Linked DNA regions of Homo sapiens: all the other regions are linked to region 3. A link is a contact called in ENCODE Hi-C or POLR2A ChIA-PET data. All regions are on one chromosome and are shown on one strand. The core of a region is the stretch at or near the end of the contact, and the rest is flanking DNA. Distances in the headings are between cores, read along the strand shown.

Region 1 (3,572 bases), core at 456-2,955, 1.4 Mb after region 3:
TGCTTTCAAAGACATATGGAACTGAATTTGGGGAACACTAAACTTGTTTTGGACTTGCCATTTTTTTTTTAAATTCTTTTTTAGCTAAGTTACCTATTGAATGCCCATAATTACCACATCCATTGTCCTTTTTTGTCAAAAAGCTTCACTCCAGTTAGAAGATACCTGAAGGCAGAAACTGCGGCTTTGTCAACTGTTGATTTCCTCATGGCGCGCAGTGTAAATTTACTAGTACTTTATTTAGTAGAGGCTTAGTACTTACTGGTTGGCAGATTTATTAATAGTTCCTGTACATCTCAGGAAATCAACAGATGATTTATGTTATTCTAACCCTAACTTTATTAAATATAATAAAAACTTTCAGCATTTATTGTCAGGCCCAGGGCTAGGTAGGCTCCTGAGATACAGAAGTTAATAAGGGAAGCAGCCCAGAAGGTAGGGGAAACAAAAAAATAGTTACAACACTCTTGATATGTCTCAGCATCTATAGACATTAACATCAGGAAAAGCGGGGGTGTGGGGGGAAGGAATTTGTCAGGGAGGGCCCTTTGGACAAATGTCACGTTTCTCAGAGTAGCTTTTAAATATGGGTGGGAAAATGAGGGCAGGGGAATTGAAGTGGGATAGAAGGGAGATATTTAAACTAAAGTCATTCTATGGCTGCAATCACTGGACACTATATTCACTTATCCATGCAATCACATTCATTGAGTGCTTCCTATGAGTTAGGCAGGGTGCACAGTGTAAGATACAAATGAATGATACAGGTTCACAGCGGTTGTCTAGTGGGATAAAATGCTGCACAGGGCAACCTGGATAAGCCTGACATGTTAGGTGCCACAAAACTACAGAACAAAGTGCTAAGGAGATTCGGAAAATTTACAGGTCATTTCTGGTTGCAGGATCTAGAAGAAGGATGTCCACAATTCAAGGATCAGTACAATCTTCGTAGCGAAAAAGCGTTGGTTTATTCTACCTCTACCTAGTTTGTACCTCAACATCTTTTACCCCAAAGGATAAAAAGGTGCAAATGAGGGCACATTTTCTTCATATAATACGTAATGGTGCTTACTTATTGCTTTCCTGTTCATTCCCCGCAGGTGATTTCCCTCTTCAGTCTCCCCCGAGTCTCACAGAAGGAACTAACAAGGGAGCGCTTCACAAGCACACAGACACCTTCAAACAGGCGCAGAAGAGTACTTGGTGAAAAAGTATTCTTTCAGGTGACTTTCCTTAAGATTACTGAGCATTAAGAATGAAAATATGTAAACCAGGTTTACGAGCAAGAAAATAATCTCTCCACATTCAGAGTTAATCTTCCGAACTCAGCAACTGCCAGTAGAACGCACCCCGGTCAGGGCGGGCTCGCGGGCGCGGTCCCACCCCCAGGCCCCTCCGCCGCGGAGGTTCTCCAGCGCCGCCCGTACTCCCGCCTTTCGCGCGTCCCTGCTCTAACAGCTCTGGTTCTGTCAGGACCTCACTCCTCCGCTCCCGGCGCAACCGCGGCCACGCAGCGACGTGCACGCGCGTGTGCGCCGCCGCCGCCCGGCAGAGTGGGCGCCTCCGACATCAGGAGCGCGCACGCCGCGCAGAGGGGCCTGGACGAGCGCGCTTCCGACCCGCCGCCACCGCCTCCTCCCCTCCTTCTCGGCCCGCCCCCTCCCTCGCCTCTTCCTGCCAGGCGGCCCTTCTCCCCTCCCCTCTCAGTTCCCTCCGCCCTCCTCGGGCTCCAGCGGTGGCGGAGCGAACGGGACCGGCCCGGCTTCAGAGCGCGAGGTGGAGGGTGGAACGCGGGCGCCTGAAGGAGTTGTTGTCTCGGCAGCGCCCGCGGAGACGTGAAGAGGTGAGGCGAGGACGGCCTCCTAGGGACACGAGGGCGGCCCGGCGGCCCGGATCCGCGGGCCGAGGCTGCCTGGGTGTGTTGGCGTCGGGCTGAGCCTGGGGAGGGTCGAGATGGGGCCCCAGCCGAGGACTGGGATGCGGGAGGACCGCGGTAAGGAGGGTAGGGGGCGGGTTCAGGACTGTCGGCCGCCTCCCGGACACCGCAGTTCTCCCAGGTGGCCGCTCCTCGCGGATAGGGCGGGCGGGGTCGGCGCCCTTACCTGGGGGTGGGGTAGTGGCTTTGGCGGCCGCCTCCTCCAGCTGTGCCCTCCTGACATTGCTGCCTCGGCGGCTGCCGCCCGCTGCTACGCTGTGGCTGCTGCTGGATTCGCAGTCCCAGCCGCCCTGCGTCCGGTGGGCGAGTGGTTAGGGTATTTTCTTACCCACACGCAGGCTTCTGTACTCGACCATTTCTCTCCCTCGCCCTTCCTCTTCCTCCGCCGAGCACTTTGCTCGGCTCCTGCTGTTGATGCTTGTGGTTTTGCAGTTTGGGATGGGATGCGTTCCGGGCAGATCCCTACCTGTAGGGAATGCCCCGCTTCAAAGTTGACCTCCTGAGCCATGACAAACACCTCCCCCCAACCCCCACCCACCTTGTGAGTGCTCAGTGTCCTGATAACTGAGTCAAAGTTTCTGAGACTGGGCTAGTACTTTGCACTGGTCGCCAACGGTACAGGGCTGGGCAGTGCGTCAGCATGTGGAAAGGGGCCACCGGCTAGCGGGAGGTGGCCGGGTGCATGGGAGCTGAACTGACGGGTTTCAGATACTAGGCAGTGTGTCCAGGTCCTTGGATCTCTCAGATAGGGTTATATTAGAATATGTACCAAAACTTGGGTGGTCACTTGCAAAATTGGTTTCATGCAAGTAAACTGAAATGCCAGCCTTATTACACTAATGGTAAGGAGAACTTTTGCTTGCCTGACAGATTTCAGCGCAGTTTGGAAAATGATTTTAAGGCCTTTATTTTTGGCACTGGAGGGGTTTAGGGATTTTTAATACATTTAAATTTCCTCGTGCATAGTGGGAGGTAAGTAGTTGCTTGTTAAAATTCTGAAAACACAGTTTCATGAAAACCTTCTGACTTTTCTTACAGTAGTGTTTATATTTGGCATCTTCCGTAGAATATCCATTAGTTATGATGTCAGAAGATACGGATGTGAAGTTTGCTTTTTGTGATCACATTGGAAGTGGATTTTGTTCATGGAAAATACTGGTTCACAAGCTCCTAGTACTAGAAAACTGGCCTGTGATTCATTTTCTCAGTAGAGCGTCCCTTATGAAATTGACAATGAGATTTCTAAGGAGAAAGACTAGTTGAACTTTATGTATACATTATCATCAAATTGTATTAAATGTACACCTGCCTGAGGGGTTAGCTCTAGACTTTGAGTTAGACTGGTGTCTATACTAAATCAGTTCAATAAATGCGCTGATATTATGTATTATTCATTTGGAGAGAAGTAGATAAAGCAGGGCAGAGTTTATATTTTAACATATTATGTAGCCTACATTTGCTCTGATGTGTATTATTATTATTATTATTATTATTATTATTATTATTTTTGAGACGAAGTTTCGCTCTTGATGCCCAGGCTGGAGTGCAACAGCGCGATCTCGGCTCACCACAACCTCCGCCTCCCGGGTTCAAGCGATTCTCCTGCCTCAGCTTTTTGTGTAGCTGGGACTACAGG
Region 2 (3,678 bases), core at 1,138-3,637, 1.3 Mb after region 3:
AACACGGTGAGATTGTTTTCATAACACAGCACATGAACCACTTAAAACTTACAACCTATAAATTACTACAATTGTTCTAATAGGTTTAGGGCCATACATAAATTTAAGTATCATTATAACACAGACTTTACTTGGAATCTGTGCTGACCTAACAAAATTAGCACAGAAAAAAAAAAAAAATCACAGATTTGAGCACCTGAAAAACGGTGTCCTTTCTGAAATATCTGCAAAAAAGTCACAACATCAGGAGCCATAGAAAGTTGTTATTTCTCCATCATTCAAAAAATCAAAACATCTCCAACATTATTTATGCTAAGCATAAAATGAAGGTCAGTATTGATATTCATTCACTATACTTCAAATCCTAAACAAGAAAATTCAACCTTTATGTTTATTCAATTGCTAATCTATTCAGTGTCAATTGTTGTGGAAGAACTAAGAACTAGACTAGTGCTGCTTATAATGTTTTTAATTAGAACAGACTTGGACCAATTCTACTTAGAAATTTACCCTTAGAAGAGGTGAAAGATATTAACTGGCATCTTTTCAGCACAGGTCAGTGCTGAAAAGAACACAACCTATAACCCTTAGGCCTTGCAGTTGAATGTTAACAAGTGAAAAGCAATCTCCTTGGATGTATCCAAGCGATTTTAATATAAATTTCTGCATACCTAGGTAGAAAGTACTTTAGAAATAAATCTACCTTTTCCCTCACTTGTAAGAAAATGTGGTAGAAGCCTTGAAAAATTAAGTTTAAGGCTGAGCGAGGTGGCTCACGCCTGTAATCCAAGCACTTTGGGAGGCGGAGGAGGGCAGATGACTTGAGGTCAGGAGTTCCAGACCAGCCTGGCCAACATGGTGAAACCCCGTCTCTACTAAAAATACAAAAATCAGCCGGGCATGGTGGCGGGCGCCTGTAATCCCAGCTACTCCGGATGGTGAGGCAGGAGAATCGCTTGAATCCGGGAGGTGGAGGCTGTAGTGAGCCGAGATTGTGCCACTGCAATCCAGCCTGGGTGACAGAGCAAGACTCCGTCGCAAAACAAAACAAAAACGAAATCAAATTTCAAACTCAGAGAAAAGACTGGTCTTGAACAATTTCAGGAAAAATTACTGAAACACGAGACAAGGCACAAGAAGCTCTATGGCCGGAGATGAACCACCTGTCTCCTTTCGAAGTGCTTCCTGAGGTCCACTTTATGCTAGTTAATGTTGCTTCTTATACTGCATGTTAGTAATTCAAAACGCCTAGCTGGAATAAAAGTCCTCTTTAAACATTACAGTTTGTCTCCGCGTTGCCAGTGTTTGTTTCCAGTTTCATAGGCTATTCTGGTATGTCAAGAGTTGTGTTATTACTGTTCCAAAAGAGCCCTTGTTTCAATCCACTCTCACCTGGGATGCGGGCATAACTGATGTTTATAGAACTGATACTTAGAGATGTTTAGAGAGGCGCATCCCTTACCACTCCATCCTTTACCGATAACCACATTTTATATGTTTTTGTTGCATTTAAGTTTTTTGTTTTTTTTTTTTAAAGACACCTGCACACACACAATTTTCCCATCGCCAGCAGGGAGAAGACTACCAGGCTAGATCTCCAGGGACTTCAGGGAAACAGACACCGTGAAATCCACTTGGCCAAAGAAGGGGAGCGCTTCAGGGGCTGGGGGAGGAAGCAGCCCTGAGGTGCTGGGAGGCCGAGGCGGCGCCTGTTTACAGACGCCTTCGCCCTCCCCCACCCCCACAGACTAGGGGTCCAAAAAGCAGTTCCCGTGCGCATTCCCCGCCTGGCCCAGGCCCTGGGAGTACCACAGGAGCCAGGTAGCCCTTTCGCCCCCTCCCTCTCGTCCGAGCCTCCCTTCGTCCTCCTCTCGGCCTACCTACCCCGACAGGCCCTACAGGCGGCATGCAGAGGCCTGAGGCCTAAAGGACGCCGGCCACTGACAAGCCCCAGAACAGCCGGCGGGGGCCCTGAGGAGCCTGGGGCCGGCCGGGCTGCCGCTGCCGCGGAGGAGCAGAGGGCGGGCGAGGACAAACCCTTCCCGACCACAGCTGCCTATTGTTCCCGACTGAGGCCCCGGCCGCGGCAGCCCCGCTCCCCAAGTCGCCGCCCGCCGCTCGCTCACCGCGCTGGTCCGAGCAGCAGCTCCTCTCAGCTCCGAGTCCCCGCGGCCGTCGCCACCGCCGCGGCAGCCGCCGCCGCCGCCGAGGCCACCGTTGACTCTGATTCTGTCCCAGGCCGCCGGGCCACGGCTGCCGCCGCCACCGCCAGCACCGCCTCCGGCCTCCCACCTGCTGCTGCTGAGGCTGCTCCTGCAGCAGGGGCCATCTTGTTGCTCGGCCTCCTCTTCCTCCTCCTCGTCCTCCGCCGCCCAGTCGCTCGTTGTCCTCGTCCCCTTCCTCTTCCTCAGGCTCCGGCCCGCCCCGGAGACTGGGGCGGAGACGAGGGCGAGGATCCTCCCTCAGGAGGCGGGGCGGGCGGAGGGGAGGGGCGGGCGCGGGAGCAAAGCTCTGAGTCACCGGCCACCAACGCCCGGAGGGAGACCGGCGACGCTCTCCGCCGCGACCGAAAGTCTCACACGCCCTGAGCAGATGAACCGGTCCCTCGGTCCGGTCTGCCCTCCCGCACCGGCGCCTTTGGGCTCAGCGGGCCAGTGGCCAGATGGCGAGAGTAAATTGGGGGAATTTCTTTCGTTTCCATCGAACCCCACACTACGTCTACTCTTTCGGCTTTCTCAGCCGTTGTCCCCCAACTCTTGTTTCTTTTTCACGTCTTGTCCCCCACCCCATTTTTCTTCTTCCATATTATCCAGGTTCTGGATCTCATCAGCTTTGTCCTCGTCACCCCTCTGGGAGTTCAGCCTCCTAAGGCTGTGAAACAGCCCAAAAGGCCCGGACACGCTACTCCAAAACGTCTCTCCTGGGCTGTGTGAACAATAAGAGCTATTTGGGGACGACAGGAAAAGATATGGCCCATAGAAGGGCTCCTGAAATCTAACCTTGCGACTCTTTAAAAGTTTCTTGTCCCTTGTGGAAAAGGTGCCGTTTTGGTTTTGGGGAATGGGAGGTCCCTTCAGACAATTCATTTTAGCCAAACCCTCGCTTTTGAGAAGGGGAAGAAATGGGATTATTGTAACACCATACAGTACTAATTTCAAAATAAATCATCTAGAATAGAGGAGAGAGAGAGTCCCCAAATAAACAACCATTTAATACCTCTACTCGGCGCTATCACCTTTTTTGCTTCAGGATTTGACCAAGAGAGCAGAGATTATGTTTTTCTGTCCTTTCTTCACTGTTTACATCACAGTACCCCAAGAGAAGCACTTCTGCCTTTAACTTGATACATTGGAATCGCTATCACAGATAGTGTTTTTGTATTATTTTTAAGAAATATCACACACCTTCCTAAACTCTTGGCAGAGAAGAATTCTTTTTAGTTGTTAGCACCCTCCTGCTACTGAGATCTCAGCTTCTGTTTAGAAGACCTATTGTTGTCTTTCCACTGATTGGAATTTGCTGCCTCTGAACTGGGTTTAATCTGTAATCGTCTTTTCAGCCTACTAAATAGTAACCCCAGTCCTACAGAGAGTGAATTTCTAGCTACCACAGGGGGATTTAGGTTAGCATGTGCCAATCTAAAGGGATCTCTTAAAGCCTTTCCCTTCTCAGACCAGG
Region 3 (3,555 bases), core at 557-3,056:
TGAAGATTAAGTAAAATGTCTGGCCTAATATAAACAGGAGGTAAACAGATAGGTATTTATTTCTTGTTTCTTTGATATAAATGTTGACATCGGATTTATTTGTTAGGACGAACTATAGACAAGATGGTGAGAACCAGCAAGATGTCCTCAGGAATTCCTGCTTCACTTATCCCACAGAGCTGACTGTGGCCCCTTCAGAAGTCCAGATACTTTTTATTCTCATTTCCTTTCCAGTCTCAATGTGAACTCTTAGCAAAAAACTGGATCCTTCTCAATCAGCTATTTCCTTCAGAGAGGCGGAAGAAGGAGAGATGGGTGAGGGGTCATCCCAGAAATCCTAGTGGACAGGCCTCTTCTGGGAGCATCAGATGCCTACAAGGTGTTTATGGACTGACATCTGTGAGTGTGTCTGTTTTCTTAGTGTTGGTGTCAGGGTGTGTAGAAGTTGAAAGTGAATGGCAACTCTAGTGTCTTGTTGTGTTACGAACTTTCACCAGGTGGCAGAAGAGTACTGTGAAGAGAAGTCACAAGGATTCACAATCACTCTCCAAAGTAGTGGGAAGTCAAGCAAGAAAGGGTGGCTTGTTCAGAACAGTTGCGATCATTCTGAAAGCAACTCATAAGGGTTGGCAAGTTAAGCTCCAATATGAATTCATTTAGAAACCAGAAAAACAAGAAGAGACTAGCTTGCCAGATGAGAGGAGATTCTGTATGAAAGGAGAGACTTCTAGAAGTGTGGTTGGCAAACCATCCCAAAAGCCTGCACAGTAGGGTAACATGAATGGACCTCATTTAGTTGATTACCTGGAAGTTCAACTGTGGGTATGAAATGTAGGATCAGCTAATATGGTGGCAGAGGAGCTGGTTGCCTATATGGTTTAATTGGAGAATTCCTGAATCTATTTTCTTCCACCCAGTTTCTCTATTATGGTTTATCTGGGGTCAGCCTTTTCTCTAAAAGGTCACTATTATAATGCAAGTACGGAACACCCCCCCTCCCCAGCCCCTTAACTCTTGTTAACTGATATTAATTCTTCTGATTAGTTTATGTCACTTGGAAGAGTGGATTGTCCCAAGGAAAGAATGGAGAACAGGCTAGACCTTGGTGTTGCTAAAGCTAGTGCTGCACTCATGGCTAGGCCAGTGTTCTCCTGTTGAGTAGAAACAATTTCATAGAATGCCAACATCAGAAAAGGCACTCTGTGATCACAATAGAGAAAGAAATAAAATCCACTCTATAATCCTGTCTGAGCACAGATGAAACCAAGAGCGTTGTCTAAAAGTGACCACAAAAATGACCAGTGTGCCCCTATCCTTATTGATATAAGAGATTGCTGCTGCTTTACCAAGGAATGCTTTAGTCAGTCTCGTTTTATTCTTCACACCTTCTAGGTAAGAATTATTAAGATACCCAGTCATGGGATCCTAACAATATCTAACTCAGAGAAAAGATCCACTTCTTTAAACCCTGTCCAAAATCACTTAACACGAGGTTTGGCAAGAGAGCACCTGACGTTCAGAGAGAGATGAAAACTAGGGAAAGAATGTACCAAAGGAAAGGAAAGAGATGATGAAGCCAAAACCTCAGGGCTTTACAGTGGGGCCTTGAGTGGGCTCTTGTTTCAATGTATTCAGTAACCAGAAGCCAGGGACCCTGCTTGCACTGCCTGCCACTGACATTTCTCCTCTGATCTAAGTCTCTGCTTAACAAAGAAGCCTGTGGCTACTCTTAAAGTCTCCCCATCTGGAATGGGGGTGAGTTTGTTCAGCTCACTCCTTCTTCTCCTTCCTGAGCAGCTGACTTATTCTGATGTGGTTTTGCGGTTATACAGTAAGCAGCACTGCTTATGTGGACATGGTGTACTTTCAGTTTCTGAAAGTGAGTCATGTTGACTTTCCTCTGAGGAGTAAGAGTGACCCTTGCTTAAAAGGACAACATGACTAGAAGGAAGAAACACCAGAGGCCACCAGGACCAGAATGTTTACCAATGTAGGCAGTCACTAGTTTTTAGGAGTAGTTTGTGTCATCTTTTTAAACAAGGTAAACTAGGAAGAAACATTTGGTTTTGAATCTTTGAGTGTTTGCCAATGTTTGAAGTACTTATCTATTTTTACTCATCATTTAAAGTGATGTTTGTGGCTAAGAGCTCAAGATCTACAAACATACTTAAATAAGTTTACATTTGGTCAGCTGGAACCTGATGGGGACATTTCCAAGAGGATCACTTGCTAGTATTACATCTTTAATTTTCATGTATGTTAATGGCTTGTGATATTGGACTATTCATCCAGGCCCTAAGAAATCTCAGCAGGTCTATTGAGAATCAAAATTAAGGCTGTACATAGCCACTATACAGAATAAGGAGTTTCTTGTAATCTAACTCTCCTTCGTGGTCTTATTTGGTTAATTTTTTCATGATAACATGTAGAGCCAATATGGGCTCTTGTCACCACTTCTGCATCCTTGCAAGCATTGTTAATTGTCTTATGTTTTTCTTGCTTAGCCAGGATGTAGCCTCAAGATACTTCCCGTCACCATGCTCCTGACAGCCACTGCTGTCAGATCACAGTAGATAAGTGAGATCAAGCCCACTTGCATGTCTGCCCTAGAATCTCCATTTAACTTTGCTCTTGGGTATCCAAATCATAGGAGTGCCGCTGTCCTCCAATCAAGGAGACTGTCTTTCTTTCCTCAATAATTAAATCCCTCTGGGTCCAAGAAAGCGCGAATAGAATTATTGTCAAATTCTATATCACTGAGCCATCATCACTACCTATTGCCTTGGTAAGTCATTTGGGCAATTGGAGAGAATAAGAAAAGCCCAGTAGTGAAGCAGCATGTATTAAATAATTAGTGAGATATTCAAGACAGTTTATATTTCACAAGTATATAAAAATTGCTATTACTTCACGGGACTGAATTTCCTTTTCTATTTTCTCTTTCTTTCTTTCTTTCTTTCTTTCTTTCTTTCTTTCTTTCTTTCTTTCTTTCTTTCCTTCCTTCCTTCCTTCCTTCCTTCCTTCTTTTTTTTGAGATGGCGTCTTGCTCTGTTGCCCAGGCTAGAGTGATCACAGCTCACTGCAACCTCTGCCTCCCAGGCTCAAGCGATCTTCACACCTCAGCCTCCTGAGTAGTTGGAACTACAAGTATGCACCACCAAGCCCGGCTAATTTTTGTATTTTTTGTAGAGACGGAGTTTCATCATGTTGCCCAGGCTGGTCTGTGAACTCCTGGACTCAAGCCATCTGCCTGCCTTGGCCTCCCAAAGGGCTGGGATTACAGGGGGCTGAATTTTCAAGGCAAGGCAAGTCCCCCTTTTAACTTTTGTTAGGTACTAGGCCTGTCATTTGGTAGTTGCTATAAAGTAGGTGGCAGCATCTATTAGGATGGAATAGATTCAGTAGGGAGACTTACTAAACTGCTAATATTTATGAAATTTAGTATGTGATAGCTATTTGTACTTCTTAATAAAATATATTTATTAAAATCATAACATACAAGTACTGATTAAATATTGTTCTAGCTGAGAGTCTTGGTTGCAATTAATAGGTATA

Evidence for each region. Hi-C counts contacts between places; a loop is a spot of excess contacts on that map. ChIA-PET counts read pairs that join two places held with the same protein, here RNA polymerase II (POLR2A). Pooled maps may share reads with other maps.
Region 1: a map of CD8-positive, alpha-beta T cell shows a loop between it and region 3 (3-fold over the local background). The contact joins the promoter of RABGAP1L here to the enhancer-like site in region 3. A Hi-C loop is called at or near these places in 3 of 168 maps with a recorded cell type or tissue (CD8-positive, alpha-beta T cell and naive thymus-derived CD4-positive, alpha-beta T cell), 5 of 37 single-sample maps with no recorded cell type and 12 of 50 pooled maps. POLR2A ChIA-PET finds 5 or more read pairs at or near these places in 1 of 52 experiments (activated B cell).
Region 2: a loop to region 3 is called in a pooled map, with 5 times the contacts of the local background. The contact joins the promoter of RC3H1 here to the enhancer-like site in region 3. A Hi-C loop is called at or near these places in 2 of 37 single-sample maps with no recorded cell type and 7 of 50 pooled maps. POLR2A ChIA-PET finds 5 or more read pairs at or near these places in 3 of 52 experiments (CD4-positive, alpha-beta T cell, IMR-90 and activated CD4-positive, alpha-beta T cell).

Annotation. Positions count from the first base shown.
Region 1 is chr1:174,157,815-174,161,386 of GRCh38, forward strand. It overlaps RABGAP1L (RAB GTPase activating protein 1 like), which reads left to right and starts at 1,706. Exons shown (of 26, transcript NM_001366446.1): 1 at 1,706-1,843. It overlaps RABGAP1L-DT (RABGAP1L divergent transcript), which reads right to left and starts at 1,473. Exons shown (of 4, transcript NR_121197.1): 1 at 1,350-1,473; 2 at 1,073-1,176. RefSeq lists silencers at 1,412-1,811, 1,932-2,111.
Region 2 is chr1:174,019,970-174,023,647 of GRCh38, forward strand. RC3H1 (ring finger and CCCH-type domains 1) reads right to left here and starts at 2,388. Exons shown (of 20, transcript NM_172071.4): 1 at 2,127-2,388. It overlaps RC3H1-DT (RC3H1 divergent transcript), which reads left to right and starts at 2,514. Exons shown (of 2, transcript NR_187284.1): 1 at 2,514-2,671; 2 at 2,814-3,221. RefSeq lists enhancers at 1,014-1,133, 1,198-1,737 and silencers at 1,944-2,263, 2,374-2,623.
Region 3 is chr1:172,744,650-172,748,204 of GRCh38, forward strand. No RefSeq gene overlaps it. Among named protein-coding and RNA genes, the nearest start is that of FASLG, 87 kb to the left of the region's middle. Within about 2 kb of position 1,807, at least 14 of the 41 ENCODE cell types and tissues checked have a DNase peak (open chromatin) inside an H3K27ac peak, as active enhancers do; they include CD4-positive, alpha-beta T cell and CD8-positive, alpha-beta T cell, where a contact is called at or near this core.